Linked DNA regions of Homo sapiens: region 2 is linked to region 1. A link is an interaction called in ENCODE POLR2A ChIA-PET data of the cell type or tissue named here. Cell type or tissue: A673. All regions are shown on one strand. Links, peaks and the distances in the headings refer to the core of each region. The heading gives the core; the rest is flanking DNA. Region 1 holds the start of LOC124907744 (a long non-coding RNA gene). Region 2 overlaps LOC124905979 (a long non-coding RNA gene).

The links. ChIA-PET counts read pairs that join two places held together with the same protein. Peaks named below come from ENCODE experiments on the same cell type or tissue, not always from the same donor. Only the 100,000 strongest peaks of a DNase experiment are listed, where the experiment ranks them.
Region 2: POLR2A ChIA-PET joins it to region 1 with 7 read pairs; 2 of 35 experiments call an interaction of 5 or more read pairs at or near these places.

What each region holds. Positions count from the first base shown.
Region 1 is chr2:27,103,542-27,115,853 of GRCh38, reverse strand. It overlaps CGREF1 (cell growth regulator with EF-hand domain 1), which reads left to right. Exons shown (of 6, transcript NM_006569.6): 2 at 11,477-11,567. The coding sequence starts at 11,488. It overlaps LOC124907744 (a long non-coding RNA gene), which reads right to left and starts at 11,477. Exons shown (of 2, transcript XR_007086252.1): 1 at 11,078-11,477; 2 at 1-1,230. In A673, for the core only: no CTCF peak of the experiment used is centred there; no DNase peak of the experiment used is centred there.
Region 2 is chr2:26,952,190-26,964,501 of GRCh38, reverse strand. LOC124905979 (a long non-coding RNA gene) reads left to right here. Exons shown (of 3, transcript XR_007086251.1): 2 at 9,168-9,212. Among named protein-coding and RNA genes, the nearest start is that of MAPRE3, 12 kb to the left of the region's middle. In A673, for the core only: no CTCF peak of the experiment used is centred there; a DNase peak (open chromatin) is centred at 6,781.

The DNA of each region.
Region 1 (12,312 bases), core at 5,437-7,936:
ATGGAACAGGTTGGGCAAAAGCACTGAAAAGTGAAAGTGGAAAGTATTTTAGGAGACTCCAATAACTCCTTGGTTTGAAGCAGTGTGCTATCATAATACAGCACTGGAAGATGAGTCAACAGTAACTTGATATCTGATTGTAGAAGGCCTTGAATGCCCAGGTGAAGATTCTGGACTGTAATCGAAATAGGGAGCCACTGAAGGTTCTAGAGCAGTGGAATTCTAGCAAAGGATGATTTATCTGATGTGGGTGTGGAGGGTTCTTTAAGTGGAGAAAATACCAGAGACAGGGATAACACTAAAAGGCTTGTATATTAGTTTGTGCCAGAAGTAATTCATTATTCATTTAATGTTCACTGTAACCCTGTGAGGTAAATATTATCTCCAGTATGTGGATAAGGTAACTGAAGTTTAGTGAGAAAAATTAATTTACCCAAGGTCACAGGGACACTCAGTGGTGGAGCTTGGGTTTAAAAGTAGGTCTGGCTGTTTCCAAAGCTCTGTTTTCTGTCCATTAAACATACTGAAGAGTTAAATATATGAGGGGTACATAGGACCAAGAAGAGGAGAGTGATAGTCATTCACGGGGTAGGACTCAGGACCAGGTGCATAATTTGCAGGGCTCGGTGCAAAAATGATTGAGAGTTTCAAGATAGTGACAACAGAGCATTAGCCTAAGCACAGGGCCCCTCTGAGAGCGGGGAACTTGTGACTTCACAGGACGCACACCCATGAAGCCAGCCCTTACATGGTTGGTTTTCCAATTACTATGGCAGTGTAACAAACCACCTCAAAATGTAATGGCTTAAAAGGATAATGGGCCCAGCATGGTAGCTCATGCCTATAATCCCAGCACTTTGGAAAGCCGAGGCAGGAGGATTGCTTGAGCCTGGGGGTTTCCAATCAGCCTGGGCAACATGTGAGACCCTGTCACACACACACACACACAAAAAGATAACGTTGATGTTGACTTTGCACATGAGTGCAGGCTGTGGAGACAAGCACATTTCTACTGCATTCAGTGTTGGCTGGGGCAGCTCAGAGGCTGGGGGTTAGAATTATCCGGAGCTTGGCTCTCTCCCCTGTCTGGTTGTTGGGCTGGGAAGATTTGAGCTGGAGGCTTCTCAGGCATCTGTTTCTAGGTGGGTTCTCCACACTCTCTCTTCCGTAGGGTGGTTTCGGGGAGACCAGGCTCCTTCCATGGTGGCTCAAGGTTCCAGAGGTGCACATCTGTGTGTCAAGTGAAGGGGAGAACCAGAACCAGGCATAAGCTAGGTCACTTTTATTACTTGGACTTGGAAGTCATGTAAGCACCATTTCAGCAACTCATTAGAAGCCAGTCACTAAGTCCAGATCATATACAAGGGGAGGCGAGTTAGACTCCAAGTTTTGTGGGAAGGAATGTCAAAGAATGTGTAGACAGGTTTTTAAAGCTACCACAGTGGCCTAATGAGTGAGAGGATGAGTGGATCTGAGGGGTGCTTCCCCTTTATGCCTGAACGGCTCCCCCCAGAGTCATCCTTTGGAGTTCACAGACATCCTCCTTTAAAAGGCATCTGAGGGCCGGGTGTGGTGGCTCACACCTATAATCCCAGCACTTTGGGAGGCTGAGGCAGGCGGATCACGAGGTCAAGAGATCGAGACCATCCTGGCCAACATGGTGAAACCCCGTCTCTACTAAAAATACAAAAATTAGCTGGGTGTGGTGGCGTGCACCTGTAGTCCCAGCTACTTGGGAGGCTGAGGCAGGAGAATTGGTTGAACCTGGGAGACGGAGGTTGCAGTGAGCCGAGATCACGCCACTGCACTCCAGCCTGGTGACAGAGCGAGACTCTGTCTCAAAAAAAAAAAAAAAAAAAAAAAGGCACCTGCTAGTATGTAAGAACACGTGAAGGCTGGATGATGAGTTTTGACAGCTCTGAGGGATTTAAATGACTCCAGTGCCTCCTGTCGGCCTGGGTCCTAGCAGTAAACAGATAGGGTGGAGAAAGCAATTTGAGAGGAGCCAGGTGGGAAGGGGGTGTGTGAAGCCACTGTGGGGCCGTGCAGATGAACTCTTGGAAGGAAAAAGGCCTTATTGTAGATCAGGCACTGCACTTTACACATCTTGTCTCATTAATTAAACCCTCACCACAGCCCTGCCAGAGGTGCTCTCGTCAGCCCCGCATTACAGATGGAGAACCTGAAGCACAGAAAAGCCGCACAGCTAGTGGGCTGCGGAGCCCAGATTTGAACACAGGCAGCCTGAGGTCAGGGCCCATACCCCCCAACTTTGGGCCGTACCACCTATTCCATAGCAATTCTGTGTTTTTCTTGCGTTAACATTTGTATCTTTTCCTACTTACATATTTGCAAGCTTTAGGGGGAAAAAGAAAAAGTAATTCGACCTTAAGAGATCAGCTTAGTGATAAGAGAGTGCCTCACATATGGCAGGTGTTCAATAAATATTAAAGAAATGAATATTTATCCTTATTGTACAAACTTATATCTAACTTGCCTTCCCTACGGATGCTTGCCCTCTGGTCTTTGTCATGTGGCAGCTGTTGGTGCTTTCCATGGTATTCTCTGTGGCACCCAGGCCAGGGAGCCAGAACTTCTGGCATTCTCCTGGTCAACTGGCTCTCTCAGCCATTAGGCACCCCTCCTTCCACCTTAGAGACTGGAACCCTCAGCTGACCTCAGCCCCCTTCTTCAAACCAGCAGCACTCTAGATACAAAGAACTGGGAGAGGCAGCCCTCTCTCTGCCCATTCACCCAGACCCTCCTTCAGCTGCTGCTTCCTGACCTCCCAGGCACCCTGTAGGCAGGGCCTTCTCTCTAACCTTCCTGGAAACAAGGCACTCATCTCTGCGGCTCCTGGACCCCATTCAGTACCCATAGGGTTTCTAGGGAGATTTCTGTCTTCTACTTCCTGCTGAGGCCCAGGTGGTGGAACCCCACCCTTCTGGGGACCCGGGAAGCCTCCACACACTAGCGGCAATTCCTTCAGTTCTCTGTCACTTGTCTCCTCGAACGTGATTTGTGGTATATTTCATGACACAGAAGTTTAAACTTTTGATATACTCAAATCTGCTCATTTTTTCCTTTTAAACTTTCTGAGTTGATGTATTATATTTAATGGTTCTATCACATAATATGGTTTGTTCAGCCATTGCCTAAATGTTAGACATTCAGGTTGCTTACATTTGTTTGACTAATATTAATAGCACAGCTATACATATCTTTGTAATTTCTTTTCCATTTATATTCTTTTATGTAATCCCCAAGACGATATTGTTGGGTCAGAGTTTTAGGAAATTAATACACATTTCCAGACTGCTCTCTAAAAACATTTCAGGTTTATAGTTCCAGAAGCAGTAAAGGTTAATACTCACTGATTCAGTTTCCTTAGTGATTGTAAGACTATCAAAGCTTATTTCTTTTTGCATCAGTTTTGCTATTAAGTTTTTCTAGGAAATTGGCCATATCCTCTAAGTTTTCAAATCTCTGCTGTTTCTTTAGTTATGTCCCTATTTTCCTTCTTAATATTGTTTGTGCCTTTTCTATTTGTTCTTTTAGTCTTTGGTTTATTTTTTTCTGAAATGGGGTCTCACTCTGTCACCCAGGCTGGAGTACAGCAGCACAATCACAGCTCACTGCAGTCTCAACCTCCTGGGCTCAAGTCATCCTTCACCTCAGCTTCCCAAGTAGCTAGGACTACAGGCGTGCACCACCACACCCAGCTAATTTTTTAAAATTAATTTTTTGTAGAGATGGGGGTCTCACTATGTTGCCCAAGCTGGCCTCCAACTTCTGGGCTCAAGCAATCCTTCTGCCTCAGCCTCCCAAAGTGCTGGTGAGAGGTGACAGTGTGTGCCCTCGCTCGTTCTCGGCGCCTCCTCGGCCTTGGCGCCCACTCTGGCCGCGCTTGAGGAGCCCTTCAGCCCACCGTTGCACTGTGGGAGCCCCTTTCTGTACTGGCCAAGGCCGGAGCCGGCTCCTTCAGCTTGCAGGGAGGTGTGTAGGGAGAGGCGCGAGCGCGAACCGGGGCTGCGCGCGGCGCTTGCCGGCCAGCGCGAGTTCCGGGTGGGCGTGGGCTCGGGGGCCCAGCACTCGGAGCTGCCGGCCGGCCCCGCCGGCCCCGGGCAGTGAGGGGCTTAGCACCTGGGCCAGCAGCTGCTGTGCTCTACTTCTCGCCGGGCCTCAGCTGCCTCCCCGCGGGGCAGGGCTCGAGACCTGCAGCCCGCCATGCCTGAGCCTCCCCACTGCCGTGGGCTCCTGCACGGCCCAAGCCTCCCAACGAGCGCCACCCCCTGCTCCACGGCGCCCTGTCCCATCGACCACCCAAGGGCTGAGGAGTGCGGGCGCAGGGTGTGGGACTGACAGGCAGCTCCACCTGCGGCCCCGGTGCAGGATCCACTGGGTGAAGCCAGCTGAGCTCTTGAGTCTGGTGGGGACTTGGAGAACCTTTATGTCTAGCTAAGGGATTGTAAATACGCCAGTTGGCACTCTGTATCTAGCTCAAGGTTTGTAAACACACCAATCAGCACCCTGTGTCTAGCTCTGGGTTTGGGAATGCACCAATTGACACTCTGTATCTAGCTAACCTAGTGGGGACGTGGAGAACCTTTGTGTCTAGCTCAGGGATTGTAAACGCACCAATCAGCACCCTGTCAAAACAGACCACTCCGCTCTCTGTAAAATGGACCAATCAGCAGGATGTGGGTGGGGGCCGGATAAGAGAATAAAAGCAGGCTGCCAGAGCCAGTAGTGGCAATCTGTTCAGGTCGTTTTCCATAGTGTGGAAGCTTTGTTCTTTCGCTCTTTGCAATAAATCTTGCTGCTGCTCACTCTTTGGGTTCACACTGCCTTTATGAGCTGTAACACTCACCACGAAGGTCTACAGCTTTACTCCTGAAGCCAGCGAGATCACGAACCCACTGGGAGAAACGAACAACTCCAGACGCACTACCTTAAGAGCTGTAACACTCACTGCGAAGGTCCGCAGCTGCATTCCTGAGCCAGCGAGACCACAAACCCACCAGAAGGAAGAAACTTCGAACGCATCCGAACATCAGAAGGAACAAACTCCAGACACGCCGCCTTTAGGAACTGTAACACTCAACCGCGAGGGTCCGCGGCTTCATTCTTGAAGTCAGTGAGACCAAGAACCCACCAATTCCGGACACACTGGGATTACAGGTGTGAACCACAACACCTGGCTCTCTTTGTTCCTAATTGAAATTGCCAAAGGTTTGTCTGTTTTACTAGGCTTTTGTTTCTTTGTATATATATATTTTTTATTTTACTAGTCTTTTTAAAGAAACCACCCTTGTTTGGCTCTGTTGCTTCTCTTTATTGTGTTTTTAATTTCTGCTATTATTTCATTTATTTTAATTTCTTTAAGTGTAGTCTCTTTTATTAGTGCTGTTTTTGTTATTTTTGGGTTTGTGTGTGTGTGTGTGTGTATTTTTTTGGAGATAGTCTGACTGTCACCGAGGCTGGAGTGTAGTGGTATAATTGCAGCTTACTACTGCCTCAATGTCCCACGTTCAAATGTTCTTCCCACCTCAGCCTCCCTAGTAGCTGGATCTACAGATGTATGTCACCACACCCAGCTAATTTTTTTAAAAATTATTTTCTGTAGAGACAGGGTGTTGCCCAGGCTGGTCTCAAACTCCTGGGCTCAAACAGAGACTATGTTGCCCAGGCTGGTCTCAAACTCCTGGGCTCAAGTGATCCTCCCACCTCGGCCTCCCAAAGTGCTGGAATTACAGGCATTAGCCACACACCCAGCCTTTACTTTTTATTTCTTCTTTTTCATCTTTTCCTGCTTTTATTTCTTCTTTTTCTGCCTTTCTTTTAGTTCAGTTTTTAAAATTCCATTAATTTTTTTCTACTGGTTTGAGGCTATACATTCCAGTTCTAATTTTTTAATGGTTATCCTTAAAATTTTAACATGCTTTTTTTTTTTTTTTTTTTTTTTTTTGAGACGGAGTCTTCCTCTTGTTGCCCAGGCTGGAGTGCAATGGTGTGATCTCGGCTCACCACAACCTCCGCCTCCCAGGTTCAAGCGATTATCCTGCCTCAGCCACCCAAGTAGCTGGGATTACAGGCATGCACCACCTTGCCCAGCTAATTTTGTATTTTTAGTAGAGACAGGGTTTCTCCATGTTGGTCAGGCAGATCTTGAACTCCCAACCTCAGGTGATCCGCCCACCTCGGCCTCCCAGAGTGCTGGGATTACAGGCGTGAGCCACCGCGCCCAGCCTTAACATGCATATTTAACAAAGTTCATCAATATGTCCACTCTCTTCCCAAACAGCCATCTTTGCTTTACATGTCATTGTCCAATATTGTAGTTCAGACCAGCTTTTTTGCCTCATATATTAACATAATTAGCATTGTTTAACAGTCTATGTCTGTTTAGATTTAGCCACATACTTTGTGATTTCTTTGCTCCACATGTTTTCTTGCATTTCAAACCCTTTTTTTTTTTTTTTAAGACAGGGTCTTGCTCTGTTGCCCAGGCTAGATTACAGTGGTGTGATCAGAGCTCACTGCCTCCTTCACCTCTTGGGCTCAAGCGATCCTACCACCTCAGCTTCCTGAGTAGCTGGGACTACAGGCACACCCCACCATGCCCGGCTAATTTTTTCCTATTTTTTGTAGAAATGGAGTCTCACTATATTGCCCAGGCTGGTCTTGAACTCCTGGGCTCAGGAGATCCTTCCACCTCAGCTTCCCAAAGTGCTGGGATTACAGGCACGAACTCATATCCAGCTGAATTTCCTTTAATGAAGGAATGTTAGTGGCAAATTCTCTAAGTTATTTGCCTAAAATTGTTTTTACAAGGTAGGAGGATTGCTTGCACCCAAGACCAGCCTGGGCAACAAAGTTGAGACCCTGTCTCTACCAAAAAAAAAAAGCTGGGCATGGTGGCACATTCATGTCGTCCCAGCTACTTGTGAGGCAGGAGTGGGAGAATTGCTATGATCATGCCAGGAGTTCCAGCCTGGGCAACAGAGTGAGACCCTGTCTCTAAATAAATAAATAAATAAATTTGCTTCACCTCATTCTGCAAGATAATTTTGCTGAGAATAGAATTCTAGAATATCAATTTTCTCCCCTCTCTGAACACATTAAAATACTATATTACTGTATTTGGGCATCATTGATGTCAAGAAATCAGCTATCAGTCTAATTACTTTTCCTATGAGATGATTTGTCTTTTCTTTCTGACTGCTTTTACAATTTTTTTTTTCTTGAGTGTTCTATTTTAGAAAAATAGGTCTAGGTGAGAATTTCTGTTTATTTAATCTGCATTGAATTGTTGGGCTTCCTGGATTGGCATATTCCAGTGTTTTGCAACCTACTGGAAAAATGTCAGCTATTATTTCTTCAAATACTGCTTTTTTCCAGTTGTATCTCTTATCTTCTCCATCCACCTTGCCACTTAACCTCTGTTTTATATTTTCTATGTCTTTGACTCAATGAACTGCACTCTGGATAATTTATTCAGATCTATTTTCCAGTTCATTAACTCTCATATCAGTTGTGTCTAATCAATTTAACTCACCCGTTGCATTTTTATTTTTATTTTTTATTTTATTTATTTTTTTAAGACAGTCTCACTCTGTCGCTCAGGCTGGAGCGCAGTGGGGTGATCTTGGCTCACTGCAACCTCCGCCTCCTGGGTTCAAGCGATTCTCCTGCCTCAGCCTCCCGAGTAGCTGGGATTACAGGCGTGTGCCACCAAGCCCAGCTAACTTGTGTATTTTTAGTAGAGACGGGGTTTCACCATGTTGGCCAGGCTGGTCACCCATTGCATTTTTAAAATCAATCTTTTATTTCTAAAAGTTATGTTTGTTTCCTCTTCAAATCTACTTGGTCATTTTTATGCTCTTATTTCTTTCTTTCTTTCTTTTTTTTTTTTTTTTTGAGACAGAGTCTCGCTCTGTGGCCCAGGCTGGAGTGCAGTGGCATGATCTCAGCTCACTGCAACCTCTGCCTCCCAGGTTCAAGTGATTCTTCTGCCTCAGCCTCCCGAGTAGCTGGGATTACAGGTGCCCACCACCACGCCTGGCTAATTTTTTGTATTTTTAGTAGAGACGGGGTTTCACCATGTTGGCCAGGATGGTCTCAATCACCTGACCTCGTGATCCACCAGCCTCAGCCTCCTAAAGTGCGGGGACTACAGGCATGAGCCACCACACCCGGCCTCTTTTTTTTTTTTTTAAAACATACTGTTGCTGGCCGGAAAACTCTTATTTCTTCCTCATAGTTTCAAGCTTCCCTTTAATTTCTTAAAACATGTGAACTGGCCGGGTGCGGTGACTCATGCCTGTAATCCCAGCACTTTGGGAGGCCAAGGTGGGCAGATCATGAGGTCAGGAGTTTGAGACCAGCCTGATCAACATGGTGAAACCCCATCTCTACTAAAAATACAAAAATTAGCAGGGCGTGGTGGCACATGCCTGTAATCCCAGCTACTTAGGAGGGTGAGGCAGGGGAATTGCTGGAACTCGGGAGGCAGAGATTGCAGTGAGCTGAGATTGCACCACGGCACTCCAGCCTGGGCAACAGAGCGAGACCCTCTCTCAAACAAAACAAAACAAAAAAAATGTGAACTGTATCTGCTGTATATTCTGTGTGTAACAATTCCAACACAGCTTTTCCAAGTCTACTTTTCCCTGCTATTGTTTTGCTGGCTCTTACTCAGTGTCTTATTTCTTTGTATGTTTATAACGTTTTGGCTATGAGTTCATATTCCTGGAAACTTTACCTATGGAAATTCTTTGAGGCCTGGATTAGAGTTGCTCCAGAGATGTGTGTTTTCCTCTGCCAGTCATCTGGGGGTGCCATCAACCAGGTTGCACTTCAAAATACATTACCTACTTTAGATGTTCTGACCATACAGGTAGCATTAATAATTCAGGCTTCAAACCCACATTAGAGGGCAGGCGCAGTGGTTCATGCCTGTAATCCCAGCAGTTTGGGAGGCTGAGGCGGGAGGATCACCTGAGATCAGGAGTTCGAGACCAGCTTGGCCAACACAGCGAAACTCTGTCTCTAGTAAAAATACAAAAAATTAGCTGGGCATGGTGGCACATGCCTGTAGTCCCAGATACTCAGGAGGCTGAGGCAGGAGAATCGCTTGAGCCCGGGAGGTGGAGGTTGCAGTGAGCTGATATCATGCCACAGCAACTCCAGCCTGGGCGACAGAGTGAGAGAGACTCCATCCCAGAAAAAACAAAAACAAAAAATCCACATTAGATCAGGCTTGTTATAGAGTCTCAGGGAGAGTTTTTTTTCTCCCTTCTACACAGCACCAAAATCAAGAAAGGCAAAATTCTTTGCTGCCCTTCTTCATGACAAATTTACTTTTTGTTCATGTTCAGAGTGTAGCTGTTTGGAATCCCAGCTTTACGTAGGGAATCTCCTGTTAGTCTCTTCATATCAGGTGGGCCCAGGTATCATCTCTGGTCTCCTTTACAGCACAAGCACACTGACAGGCAGCTCAAGTTCACCTGGGTTTGGTTTGGCAGATACTCCTAAGGCAAAAGCTAATGTCAAGCTCACTTTCCCCCAGATTACTGTTTTCACTGCACATTTGTACTGTTGAGGATTTCTTGCCAACCCAGTGCTTTTGAAAAGATACTTTCTATTTTTATCCAGCTTTGTGGTTACTTTCATTGGGACATTTACTATTACACTCCCAGAAGTGGAAGTCTGAATGTTTTTCTAGTCCATCCTTTTTCTGGGCTGTGACCCTTTGACGGTTTCATGTTGATACAGAGATCTCAGTTCCAATGGCCTACCTTGAACGGGCCCAGGACCTTGTCTTCTCTTCCAGGTGCAACGACTAAAACCCTAGGATTTATGTTGCCAGCTGATGTTGGTGAATACCTTTAGGGCAGCTGTGGCTTCAGCATCTATTTTTGGCTACTGGGGCTTATAGACACCAACAAATTATGTATACTCACTTTATCTGTTGGGCCAGTTGTATGCATAGAAAAATGAAGACGGGCCAAGTGCAGTGCCTCACGCCTGTAATCCCAGCACTTTGGGAGGCCCAGGCGGGCAGATCACCTGAGGTCAGGTGTTCAAGACCAGCCTGACCAACATGGTGAAACCCCGTCTCTACTAAAAATACAAAAATTAGCCAGGTGTGGCGGCAGTTGCCTGTAATCCCAGCTACTCGGGAGGCTGAGGCAGGAGAATCACTTGAACCAGGGAGGTGGAGGTTGCAGTGAGCTGAGATCATGCCACTGCACTCCAGCTTGGGTGACAGAGCAGGACTCCTTCTCAAAAAAAAAGAAAAAAAAGAAAAATGACAGGTTCTGTGACTCTAGGTAGCTTCATCTTCTTGTGGACTTCCATGTTTAGCTAGTTTTCCCTTAAGGTAGCTTTAAAAGGCAGAATTTTGTTTATCTTCCCATTAGCCAGGTGCTTACCTGCTCTACCCCTCATCTCTTAGGAAATGGAAGTCCATCCTGGCAGTGGTTCTGAACCTTATTAGGGTCATGGGTTGCTTGGAGAATCTGCTGAAAGCTATGAACCTTCCTCTAGGAAAACCCAGTGTCAGCCAGATGGGGATGTTCCTGATCTCTGCTAGACCATCAAGCATCTGACGGTTTTTCTTTCTAGAGATGGGCTTGGGGTCTCATGCCTTGGCTTTGGTGGGCTTCTGCTTCCTCAGGAACTCACACTACCTGTACATACCCTGGGACTCACCAGAAAGCTTTAGGCTCTGTTTGATTGGTCCATTCTATCCTTGACTGTTTTCATATACTCAAGTGGTTGATTTTGCCAATGGGCCTAAGCCATGTCAGTCTTAGGGGAAGTTTTTGTTTTTTCCTTTATAGTGGGTCTAATTTTCCTAACTGCATTTAGCAAATAGCAATTCCTGGGGCCACTGTTGGTCTGACCCTGATTTATTGTGTTTGCAGTTTGTACTTGAGTTTAGACCTATTTCAAGAAGTCTGCGCCTCTTTTGATTTGTTCTTCAGTGGGTTTTTAATAAACACAAACAGTCCATTTCTCTTTTTGCCTGTGTTTAAGTCTTGGTCTTTTTGTGACTCCCTGCGTTTCTTACCTGGCCTTTTTCTTAAACTTTCTGCGCTCCTTTCCATCTGTAAGATGAATGGGCTGAAGGAGGTCAGATATGCTTGCGCTGTACTTCTCTGGGCACCTTGGCACCTAGTGGGGAGCAAGGGAATGGGGCGTGGGGTGGGGATGCGCCCCCAGCTCTGCTTCCGCCACAGCAGGCCTGCCTTTATGTGCTTTATATACAAGAGCTGGAGTGACATTTATTTTGAGCATAGTTCCATGGGATCCCTGCTGTCTGTCTGTGAGTCCTCCCTGAGCAGGAGTCCTGTCTTTGGGGCTGCAGGTAGAAGCAGGCAGAAAATGCGCTTGTGTCTAACCCAGCCCATCTGTGACACGGTGGCAGACGCCTCTTTCCCCCGACCCCTGATTCTCTTCCTTGTTCCAGTTCCAGGAAGGATGTTACCTTTGACGATGACAGTGTTAATCCTGCTGCTGCTCCCCACGGGTCAGGCTGCCCCAAAGGATGGAGTCACAAGGTAACAGGGTTATGAGGGCAGGGCCAAGGGCTGGGAGGAGGGAAAGTCTCTAGAGAATCCAAGGGTGTGGTGGGCCCTCTGGGAGGCAGGAGACTGGGGTGTAGGTTCCCCGATCTCTGTATCTCCCTGCCATCAGCCTCCCATCTTGTGCCTGTCAGAGTGCCACAAAGTGGGCATTCAGTACATGCTTGCTGGACCCATTTGGAATCAGAGAACTCAGCTCCAGTGCATCGTGAAGAACAGGGAAGAAGCTGTGGCGCCAGAGAAGTGGGGGCTGCAATTGTTTGTTTGTTTGTTTGTTCTTGAGACAGAGTCTTACTCTGTCGCCCAGGCTGGAGTGCAGTGGCATGATCTCAGCTCACTGCGAGCTCCGCCTCCCGGGTTCAAGCAATTCTTCTGCCTCAGCCTCCCGAGTAGCTGGGACTACAGGCGCCCGCCACCATGCTGGGCTAATTTTTGTATTTTTAGTAGAGGTGGGGTTTCACCATGTTGGCCAGGCTGGTCTCGAACTCTTGACCTTGTGATCCGCCCACATCGGCCTCTCAAAGTGCTGGGATTACAGGCATGAGCCACCGTGCCTGGCCTGCAGTTTTGTTATCAAGACCTTGAGGTGGGCTGGGTGTGGTGGCTCACACCTGTAATCCCAGCACTTTGGGAGGCCGAGGCGGACAGATCACCTGAGGTCAGGAGTTCGAGACCAGCCTGGCCAACATGGTGAAACCCCATCTCTACAGAAATAAAAAAC
Region 2 (12,312 bases), core at 5,582-8,081, 150 kb after region 1:
TAAATGGTGACTATCAACACTAACAAAACTTTCGTAAGGGTCATTCAGTAGGATCACTACTTGATCCCCCCTCTCCGCCCCAGTTATACCTTCTATATAGAAGCTAGTGTGGAAACTGAGAACTTGCAAAGGTCTTAAGACACACCTGTGAACATTAATGACCTGCTGTTTCCAGAATGCCGAGCAACTCAGGGCCCCAGAACTATTCTTTCACCCCTCCCAGCTTCTGCATCTCCATCTGCTGTTCCAGATGCTCTGTAGCCACAATCTGTGCTTCTCTTCATAGTGGTCACCAACTCAAACTTCAAGGGCCAATCCATGCAAAGGTAGTGTAAGATAGAGGTTAGGAACATTGGTTGGGGAGTTGGACTCGAGTGAACACACTAAATCTACCACTTACTTGCTCTGTGGCAAGCTATTTAACTCAGTTTCTCCATCTGTAAATTGGGGACAATAATAGTAAATACCTTGGAGAGTTAATATAAGGATTAAATGAGATCATGTTTATTAGATACTTAGGGCAATGGTGTGGGCATTCAATACATGGTATTAGCTATTATTTCTATTTAAAAGTGAAGTGTGGGCCAGGTGCAGCAGCTTACGCCTGTAATCCCAGCATTTTGGGAGGCTGAGATTGGAGGATCGCTTGAGGTCAGGAGTTTAAGACCAACCTGTTCAACACAGTGAGACCCCATCTCAAATAATAATAATAATAATATAATAAAATAAAAGTGAAGTGTTACATTCATTGTAGACAGTCTCCCAAAGGAGGTAAAGTTAATTGTTACCATGGCTGACACTTTTAGTTGTCTCTTTCTCATGATAATTATATATTATTATTATTATTATTATTATTATTATTTGAGACAGAGTCTCATTCTGTCGCTCAGGATGGAGTGCAATGGCACCATCTCAGCTCACTGCAACCTCCGCCTCCTAGCTTCAAGCGATTCTCCTGCCTCAGCCTCCTTAGTAGCTGGGATTACAGGCGCATGCCACCATGCCCGGCTTTTTTGTATTTTTACAAAAATAGTAGAGACGGGGTTTCACCATGTTAGTCAGGCTGGTCTCGAACTCCTGGCTTCAGGTGATCTGCCCTCCTTGGCCTCTCAAAGTGCGGGATTACAGGCGTGAGCCACCGTGCCTGGCCTGGTAGTTATTTTATAAAACTAGCATATATTCAGATCCTATGGCAGCCAGGCATGAGATACATACAATTTCTTATAACCTCCTTGGTCACCTTCTGAGGTTAGTATTATTCCTTCCTTTTTTTATTTTTTGAGATGGAGTCTTGCTCTGTTGCCCAGGCTAGAGTGCAGTGGTGCGATCTCGGCTCACTGCAACCTCTGCCTCCTGGGTTCAAGCTATTCTCCTGCCTCAAACTCCCGAGTAGCTGGGATTACAGGCGCCCACCACCACACCCGGCTAATTTTTGTATTTTTTTGTAGAGAAGAGGTTTCACCATATTGGCCAGGCTGGTCTTGAACACCTGACCTCAGGTGATCCACCTGCCTCGGCCTCCCAAAGTGCTGGGATTACAGGTGTGAGCCACCACGCCCAGCCAGAGGTTGGTATTATTCTTATTTCCACACATAAACAACAGAGGCCCAGAGAGGTTAATAACTTACCTAAGATAACACAGCTAGTGAACATCAGAAGTGGAGCTTGAACTTAAAGTCAACACCAAAATCCAGACTTCTTCCACTATCCCATGCTTCCTACATTTTCTTGTGTGTCAACATGTCTTTTTTCAAACTCACCTCTAAATGCAGGAGCTACACTTGCTTCCTGTTGTCATGTCTCACACATGCCTGGTAGATGTTCTATAAGCATGGATTAGACAGAAGGTGGAGAACTCCTGTAAATAAACCTAAACTAGAATTGCCACATAAAGACAAGACACTTTAGTTAAATTTGAATTTCAAAAAAACAAAAAATAATTTTTAGCATAAGTATGACACAGACATTATTCGGACATAAACTAAAAAATTATTTTTTATCTGAAATTTACATTTAACTGGGCATTCTGTTTTTTTTGTTTTGTTTTGTTTTTTTTTTATGGGATGGAATCTTGCTCAGTCGCCCAGGCTGGAGTGCAGTGGCACGATCTCGGCTCACTGCAAGCTCCGCCTCCCGGGTTCACGCCATTCTCCTGCCTCAGTCTCCCGAGTAGCTGGGACTACAGGCGCCCGCCACCACGCCCAGCTAATTTTTTGTATTTTTAGTAGAGACGGGGTTTCACCGTGTTAGCCAGGATGGTCTCCATCTCCTGACCTTGTGATCCGCCCGCCTCGGCCTCCCAAAGTGCTGGGATTACAGGCGTGAGCCACCGCGCCTGGCCCGGCATTCTGTGTTTGTATTTGCTGTATCTGGCAACCTTATCCTAAATTCTGAGATTGGTCTTGAAAGGGACAGCTTCCTCCAGGGAGCTCCAGACGGGAGAAGGCTGCTATGGCCACTCACTCGCACTCGAGGCAGAGGAGCCTGAGCTGCTCTGGGGGCAGGGATTGGGGCCTGGTAACCTGGACACACCTGCCATTCCTTCAGCTTTATCTGTTCACATCGTAAGCCAAAGCAGCGACCACTGATGAGCTGAAAGCGCCATCTGGAGGCCTTTACAGGTAGTACAGTGGCCACGGGCCATCCCACAAGATCCAGGACTTGGGGAGCAGAGAAATGCCAAACCAGACAGAGACCACGCAGAAGAGGAAGCCAGCCTGGAGGTGGCCAGGGGCAGGGGAAGATGGATCTTCCTGGCATTTTCGGTTTTCAGCAGCTGCTGCTCTGGCCGCCTGGGGGTGAAGTCACTCTCCACAGGAGGTTACTGGCTAGGGCTTCACGTTCCTGGAATCCTCTGCCTCTCCAGCTGTTCCCAGCTCTTCCCCAGGCTGGAATTCATGGCCTTAGGAGAAGCACCATAACCTGGGTTGGCTGAGGGTATTAGGGCTCATGCTTGAGGGTAGTTTTAAAAATCTTCACCCTCCGTCCTCAGAGGCTCATCAGTCATGATTATCTTCCAAGACAGAACAGTCTTTAATCCCATGGGCCAATAGTTACAGGGAATTTCAGCCCCACTCCAACCTTAAATCAGTAACACATACGTGTATAGCAAAGTACTTAGCATACAGTAGGCGTTTAATAAGCATTACTTCCCTTTTCCCTCTGGATTGAATGCCTCTCCTCCTCACCTCCATCTCATCTTCCCAGGCTCTTTGTATGTGATATGAAAGGCTACCCTTAGCATCTCCTTCTTCCTCAGTCTGGGGGCACAGGCACTGAGGACAGTCGCTCCTGGTGAACTGACCTCCCAAGCGGGCATGGCCTGCCACATCCCCAATCCTTTCGGAGCAGCAGAAGGCCAGATTCTCAGCATCTCTGTCAGCTCAGGGTTCAGATCCCGGGTCTGACTGTGGAGAGATGAACAGAAAGGCTGTGGCAGGTAATCCAGAAAAACAAAACGATGAAATAAATTTAAGGGACGCAACAATGAGTGTGGAAGGGAGGCAAAAAAGATTGAGAGGTTGGGAAGTAGACGTCTGGAGGGAAGATGTGTCCAAGACAGTTAATCCCCAAAGTCGCTCCTTTCACTCACTCTCAGGAAACTCACCTCACAGCCCCCGAAACGCCTTGCTCTGTGGGGGAAGAGGCTGTCTGAGGGCCGGGGAGGATCCCAGGCTCTTGGAGAACCCAGGCAAGGGCAGCAGTTCTGCTTGCTGCTCAGCGAGGGCCTGCGTCGGTCACCTAACAGGCTGGCTGGGATTCTTGACTGTCCTGGATGTAACGCGCTACGGAGGGAAGGTGCCCCAGCTGCTCTCCGGAAGTCCTGAGGGGACTCCTGGGCACATGCTGAGTTCATCAGCTGCTCAGGTTATCAAGAGCTAGCGGGGCATTGTCTTTGCTTCTGCAAAGCCCCTTTGGTCCTTTCCTCTGCATGGGTGAGCACTCTCTCTGGGCACCTTCAGTCAGAAAACTCCATTCTGGAGGGTTGGTGCCACATTTTAAGATAAGGATGGTGGCCGGGAGCGGTGGCTCACACCCGTAATCCCAGCACTTTGGGAGGCTGAGGTGGGCGGATCACTTGAAGCCATGTGTTCGAGACCAGCCTGGCCAACACGGTGAAATCTCGTCTCTACTAAAAACACAAAAATTAGCTGGGCACAGTGGTAGGTGCCTGTAATCCCAGCTACTCAGGAGGTTGAGGCAGGAGAATCGCTTGAAGCCAGGAGTCGAAGGTTGCAGTGAGCCCAGATTGTGCCACTGCACTCCAGCCTGGGGGACAGAATGAGATTCCATCTCAAAAAAAAAAAAAGCAAGTTCTTAGGCCCCACATCAAAACTACTGAATCAGAAACTTTGGTGTGGCGCTTAGCAAGCTGGGCTTAAACAAGTCCTCCAGGTGATTCTGATTCATGCTAAACTCTGAGAACAACCCTGAAAGCATGAATGTAGTGGGCAGAAGTAAAGACTGCAATAATGTGTGAAATTGGAAGAGCTGTTTATGAATAAGATTGTTCTGTGTGCCTTCATAGGAAGAGTTAGGATAAAGGGGCACAAGCTGAAGATAGATAATTTAGTTTCAGTTAAGGAAATGATACTGAATAAATAGAACTTGCGGGGAGTGTGATATATGCCTGCTGAAGGCACGCCGTCACTGGGCTAAACATCCTGCGTCCTGAGTTAGATGATTGGTTAGGGATGTGGTAGAAATTTCTGCAGAGGTTTAATTAGATGTGTGCAAGAAATCTGCAAACTCAGAAAAGCCATGATTTCATTCTTCTTGCAAATCTTTTCTTCTTCAGCTCTTTATCAAGAGCCAGGGCAAACTTTTGGTTGTTCTGCCATTCCCAAGAACCTCTTTCAGCTGAGCATTTATAGCTTTTTGTTACAAACAGGCAAATACTGAGGGCAGGTGGCTATTCTAGCCTGCTGGGCAGGATTTTCTCAGGACTGTTCCATTCTGGACCAGCTGTGCAGCAGCTTAGAGAACAACTTCCTCTACCACCATTCTGGAACTTCCTTATTTTCTTGCTTATGCTGAATGTCCTATTTCCTTCATCCCATGTCTTGTTTTTTTTTTTTTTTTGAGACAGGGTCTCGCTCTGTGTCACCCAGGCTGGAGTGAGTGGCAGGATCTCAGCTCACTGCAGCCTCTGCCTCCCAGGCTCAAGCGATCCTCGTGCCTCAGCCTCCCAAGTAGCTGGGACTACAGGCACATGCCACCACTTCCAGCTAAGTTTTGTATTTTTAGTAGAGACGGGGTTTTACCATGTTGGCCAGGCTGGTCTTGAACTCCTGACCTCAAGTGACCCACCTGCCTCGGCCTCCCAAAGTGTTGGGATTATAGGCGTGAGCCACCGTGCCTGGCCCATGTCTTTTTATTATTCATTTTGGTGGAGCACACTCTCAAATGGACTCTCTAATAGGTTCCAAGGAAGGTCAATCTTTTCAATCTTGCATGTCTGAAAATGACTTTCTTCTATAATACCTTAACAGTTGGTTGAAAGTTTGGCTGGGTACAGAATCCTAGGTTAGAAATTATTTTTCTCAGAATTTAGAAAATCTGCTCCATGATCTTCCATCTTCTAGTATTTCTGTTGACAAATTGAGTGACATTCAATTTCCAATTCTTGTATGCAGCTAGTATTTTTGTCTCTTGCTGGCTCTTGAAGCATCATCTCTGTTGTTCAGAAATTTCATGATGATGTCTCTTCAATCTGGAAATGCATATTTTTTAGTTTGGGAAATTTTCTTTTATTATTTCTTTGATAAACTCCCTTGCTTTGTTTTTTCTGTGCTCTTATTTCTGGAATTCCTGTTAGACTGATCATCTAATTTTCTTGTCTTTCCTGTTTTCCTTTTGTCTTTTAATGAATCTATTCTCTTTATCTTTAGAATTTTCATTTACTCCTTGAGTCGTGTTTCCTCTGAGATACTTTGTTCTTATGTTTGTTTTGGGTTGTTTTTTTTTTTTTTTTTTTTTTTTTTGAGACAGAGTCTCACTCTGTTGCCCAGAGTGCAGTGATATGATCTTGGCTCACTGCAACCTCCGTCTCCCAGGCTTAGGTGATCTCCCACCTTAGCCTCCTGAGTAGCTTGGACTATAGGCACATGCCACCACACTTGGGTAATTTTAAATATTTTATTTATTTATTTATGGAGACAGTGTTTTTCCATGTTGCCCAGGCTGGTCTCAAACTCCTGGACTCACAAAATCCACCCACCTCAGCCTCCCAAAGTGCTGGGATTACAGGCCTGAGTCATTGCGCCTGGCTGGCTGGACTGTCTATCTTTTTGGAGGTTTTCTTCATCTTTAAGAGTAAGACGCAAACCGGCTAACTGAAAGATTGAAACTCATGCGTGGGGCATGTGGGTTGAGGTGTCTCACCATAGAAGGATTGCATGGGAACTGGCCAAATTACTACCGGATCCCTCAAATATCAGAATGTAAGTATTTTCTCTTCATGCCAGTTAGCTTGCCTAGAGAGGGATCCTCAGATTTCTTGCCTGGGGAAATACAGTTCTCTGTATTGGTTATGGTAGACGGCATGGGAAGGAGGCTGGGAATAGGCTGATGTCACTGTTCAGTGTTCTGTCCTTCTCTAAATCCACCTAAATTCATCCTCTCCCCTTGGCAGCCTGAAAGAGAGTGGGACAGTTGCTTGCAGGAGCTGGAGGATCTATGGGTCTAACTGCTCCTCTCAGAGAATTTTAGCCCGTCATCCTGATTTCACTCTCTGGCCTTTGGAGATCCCAGGAGCTGCTACTGGGGATTCTTTATTGGGCTCTGGGGAGCTAAATGGCTTCTCATTGGTTGCCTTCATGGCAGGCAGTCATTTCAGCTTCCTCCACGCTGCACCCGCTCATCCATTTATTTTATACCTTCCAAATTTTGTTGATATCCCTCATAAGCCATAATCTCATTTCCCATTATCTTTTCCCATGTGGCTTAACCCTTCTTTTTAAATGTCACTTTGGTGAGGATTTGAGAGGGAATATAGAGAAATAGGTGTGTTAATTTGCCACATATAACCATTAATCTACTCATTGATTTTACATTTGTTTTGTTTGAAAAGTGCATAAAGCTCTAAGTTTAACTCTAAATGACATTAGCTAGATACCACACATTTTATGTTTTGTATGAAAATATTTCTATTTTGTATAAACACGTCACAATTTACTTGTATTTTTCCTTAATGGTTTCTTGATGTTGTGGTTTATGTCTAATTTCATTGCAATGCGAGCAGAGAACAAAGTCTGTGAAATATTAATACTTTGGAATTTTTTGAAACCTGCTTTGTGGTTTAGTAAATGGTCAATTTTTATAATATAATTCTTTTATTGTGGTAAAAGACATGTATTGGCTGGGGGTGGTGGCTCATGCCTGTAATCCCAGTACTTTGGGAGGCCGAGACAGGTGGATTGCTTGAGGTCAGGAGTTTGAGACCATCCTGGCTAACATGGGGAAACCCCGTCTCTACTAAAAATTAGCCGGGCGAGGTGGCACATGCCTGTAGTCCCAGCTACTCGGGAGGCTGAGGCAGGAGAATTGCTTGAACCCAGGAGGCGGAGGTTGCGGTGAGCGGAGATCATGCCGCTGCACTCCAGCCTGGGCGACAGAGAGAGACTCCGTCAAAAAAAAAAAAAAAGAAAGAAAGAAAGAAAGAAAGCCTGGCTGCTGGAAAATTGAAGTTTGAAGAAGCCTCAGCAACTCCCACATGTGGTGGCTAGTCCTAAAATACCAGTGATGGAGCCTCCAGCTTTCCTCTTCTGTGCACGCCAGGAACCCTTCTGTCAGATGCGTGCAAGATGGGAAGGGGCCGTCAAAGCACTGCCACTGAAGTTTCCTTCCCTTTAGGACTCAAAATGCCCACCGTCCTCCCCAAGAGAAGTTGTTCTCCAGCAGCTCTGATTCCTCAGCAGTAAAGGAATCAAAGTCTATCCCCGGGGGCAGTCTATTTTACTGAAATTAACCCCTGCAGTGTCTTGAAACTTGGCATCATTGGGGACTGATCAAAAGACAATAACTCTCTTCAGGGTAAACTTAGACTGTAAAACTTCAGAGGATTTTTTTTTTGAGACGGTGTTCACTCTGTCACTAGGCTGGAGTGCAATGGCATGGTCTCAGCTCACTGCAACCTCCGCCTCCTGGGTTCCATCGATTCTCCCACCTCAGCCTCCTGAGTAGCTGGGACTACAGGCGTGTGCCACCACGGCTGGCTAATTTTTGTATTTTTAGTAGAGACGGGGTTTCACTATGTTGGCCAGGCTGGTCTGGAACTCCTGACCTCGTGATCCGCCCGTCTCAGCCTCCCAAAGTGCTGAGATTACAGGCATGAGCCACTGCGCCCGGCCCAGAGGATATTTTAAAATCAAGAATTCCAGTAAAATGAGGCATAGTGGCTCACGCCTGTAATCCCAACACTTTGGGAGGCCAAGGCGGGAGGATCGCTTGAGCATGGGAGTTCTAGACCAGCTTGGGCAACATAGGGAGACCCTGTCTCTACTATAAAATTGAAAAATTAGCTGGGAGTGATGGTGCATGCCTGTGGTCCCAGCTACTCTGGAAGCTGAGGCGGGAGGATCGACTGAGCCCAGAAGGTCGGGGCTGCAGTGAGAGGTGATTGCACCACTGCACTCCAGCCTGGGTAACAGTGGCAGACCCTGTATCCAAAAGAAAAAAAATTCCAATAAAGCAAGAGGCACTGAGCAGATGATGAAATTTAAATATGCATAATTGTAAGCAACTGTTTTCAGTGTGAAGCGATCTTTTTTCCCCCTCGAGGTGATAAATTAATGCAGAATGTGAAATCAGGAATTTTGGATATTGCATAAATGATTTCAATGAGAATTTGAGTTTCATGGCTAGAAATATTCCAAAAGGAAAAAAAATTTGAGTTTCTGCACTAAAGCTAATAGCTAAAGCTTTTTGTAAATGTGATGTCAAATGTGGGATTTTGATAGCAGTATAGGATATTGCTACTGAAATGCATCACAGTTGGAAAAATGTGTGCTTTATCAATTTGTTCAATAAAACTCACATAATCTGAAGTTATGTAAATCAATAGAAAGCTTCAACAGCTTTCTGGATAGCATTAAAATAATAAATTATACTTTCTTAACAGTTGCTTATTAATTTTACCTGGTTAGTCTCTGTTTTTCTTTTCCTAGAATTTCAGATTGGATTTTGGAAGTTTGGACTTAAATAGCTTTAAGGTAATGGACACTTGTTATTCAAAGGCTTCACAAAGTTGGTTATGTAGTTAAACTGAGCCTCTCTGTGTGTCTGCATGTAAATGCGTGTGTGTGTGTGTGTGTGTGTGTAAATCCCTAAATTAAAGCTTAAATTTTGACCCATGAGTCAAGAGGATTTCAGATAAAACCTCAAGAGCTCGTATTTATGTGAATATTTCTTGTTACTGCTATCTTTGTGTCTTTGTGCCCCACAGGCAAATAGTCTTTTTTTTTTTCTTTTTTTTTAGGCGGAGTCTCACTCTGTTACCCAGGCTGGAGTGCAGTGGCGCAATCTCCGCTCATTGCAGCCTCTTCCTCCTGGGTTCAAGCGATCCTCCCACCTCAGCCTCCCAGGTAGCTGGGATTACAGGTTTGCACCACCATACCCAGATAATTTTTTTGTATTTTTAGTGGAGACAGGGTTTCACCATGTTAGCCAGGCTGGTCTTCAACTCCTGACCTCAAGTGATCTGCCCACCTTGGCCTCCCAAAGTGCTGGGATTACAGGTGTGAGCCACCACGTCTGGCCAAAAGTCTTACAACTGATACTGAATTTCAAAAAATTCCTAACTGCGAGAATCATCTAGCAAACACCGGAAAAACTTAGTATAGCAATACAAACCATATTTAGTTGCTTAAAGAAGTCACATACTGTAAAAAGAGAAGCTTTTAGCTCATAAAAGGGAACCATATAAATTTGAAAAGGTAGATCCGACTTTAGCCAGGTGATCAAAGTCAACATCATCAGTAATAGGTCATTTTCATAGTATATACCCTTGATGCGACGTGAGGAAAACGGCACCTTGCTTTTATGGTCTTCCTTTTAAAAACTCTTAACACCAGCCTAACCATTTAGAAAAACAACAGACAAATTCCAGTAGAGAGTATTCTATAAAATCTCTGAACAATATTTCTCAAAACTTGTCAAGGTCATCAAAAACAAGGGAAGTCTGAGAAACTGTCACAGTCCACAGAGCCTCAGGAGACATGACAACTAAATGTAATGTGGTGTCCTGGAGGAGATCCTGGATCAGAAAAGGGACATTCGATAAAAACTTAGGAAATCTGAATAGGCATGGACTTTAATTAATGATAATGTATCAGTGTTGGCTCACTGATTTTAACATGCTAATGTAGGATGTTAGTAATAGGGGAGGCCGGGTGTGGAGTAGATGGAAACTCCGCACTATCTGTGCAGCTGTAAATCAGACTTTTCTAAAAAATAGTCAATTTAAAAAAAGCTACACAGGGATAGAATGTGTTGCTTTAAATGTAAGGAAACCTTAAAATACAAAGGATCTAATTTATTTAAACATTTTTAAAGGAGGCAGAACTCACTGGGCTAGAAGTGATATATACACACATTGCACTAATAACTGTGCATTCAGTTATTGTAGATGACCAGGTAGTGGTAAAGTGAAAATTAGGTGCACTGGAAATTTGAGATTGGAGTGGAGCTGGTAAGCAGACCTTCCTTGCACCCTCTAGGAGTTGACTTGTCATCAAGAAAAGACTTGAGGCCAGGCGTGGTGGGTCACACCTGTAATCCTAGCACTTTGGGAGACTGGTGGATAGCCTGAGCCCAGGAGTTTGAGACCAGCCTGGGCAACATAGGGAAACCCAGTCTCTACAAAAAATACAAAAATTAGCCAGGTGCAGTGGTGCACACCTGTGATCCCAGGTACTCTAGAGGCTGAGGTGGTAGGATTACCTGAGCCTGGAGGTCGAGGCCACAGTGAGCTGTAATTGCATCACTGCACTCCAGTCTGGGTGACAGAGCAAGACTCTGTCTCAAAAAATAAATAAATAAAATAAAAAAGAAAAGACTCAAAGCTAAAGCCCAGTGAGAGCTTATAACTGGCAGGAGGTATAGAATTAAGAAAATAAAAGTTTTTAAAGAACCAAGCCCATAGTGTCAAAATTTTTGTATTAATTGGAAATCTGGGCATATTTGGTATTTTATTTATTTCTATGAGAACTTTTTGGGCTATTAAAGTGAGCATCTCATAATTAACTTAAAATGTGTAACTTGGCCAAGCGCAGTGGTGCACACCTGTAATCCCAGCACTTTGGGAGGCTGAGGCGGGCAGATCACGCGGTCAGGAGTTCAAGACCAGCCTGGACAACATGGTGAAACCTCATCTCAACTGAAAATACAAAAACTAGCTGGGCGTGGTGGTAGGTGCCTGTAATCCCAGCTACTTGGGAGGTTGAGGCAGGAGAATTGCTTGAACCCAGGAGGCGGAGGTTGCAGTGAGCCGAGATCCTCCACTGCACTCCAGCCTGGATGACAGACAGAGCAAGACTCTGTCTCAAAAAAAAAAAAAAAAAAAAAAAAAAAAGTGTAACTTAAAACTTCTAATTTTAGGTTGAAATATTGTTTATTCTTAGCATCAAAACAACTAATAAAGTGTGAAACTCAGTATATTTATAAGTTTAATTTATTAGATTGGTAATAATTATTTGGTACTTAGGAAAGGTATTTAAAAGGGAAATCAAATTTTAAATGTAGTTGAAAATGTTGTAAGGTGTTCAAGTTCATAAATGGAATCAAAGTCACCTTAAAAGCAAATGATAGAATTTGGTAGGGTTACAGCTTCTAATGGAACAATGAGGTCTACGAGGCAAACTGAAAAAGCTTAGAAAAGCATTTGCAGGCCTTCCCCACCCTGTGGCATCCCCGGCTACTGAGACTCATCAAGCCTCCAAGAGCTGTGTGAAGACGCTGGGCTTGTCATGCAAACCCCTAAGTCACCACCCACTGTGGAAGGACCCATCTTCCGCATCTCTTACAATGCCATGTCTTGTCTTTCAGCAATGGAAAAATTTTTAACTCCTGGACAGGCACAGTAATAGCCCAATGAATGTATAGGTATACAGAAAGTGACCATGTAATTTATTATACAAACCAGGACATGTTTGACAGTGAAAGTGGACACTGTTAATAATTATTCTGGGGCAATAGACTTAAACCAGGATTGCCCTGAGCAAACCAAGACATCTGGTCCCTCTAGTTCTAAATGTATGGTTGTAAATCCAGAAGGGAAAGTAAAGAACTCACTTTCCATCATAAGACAGTACC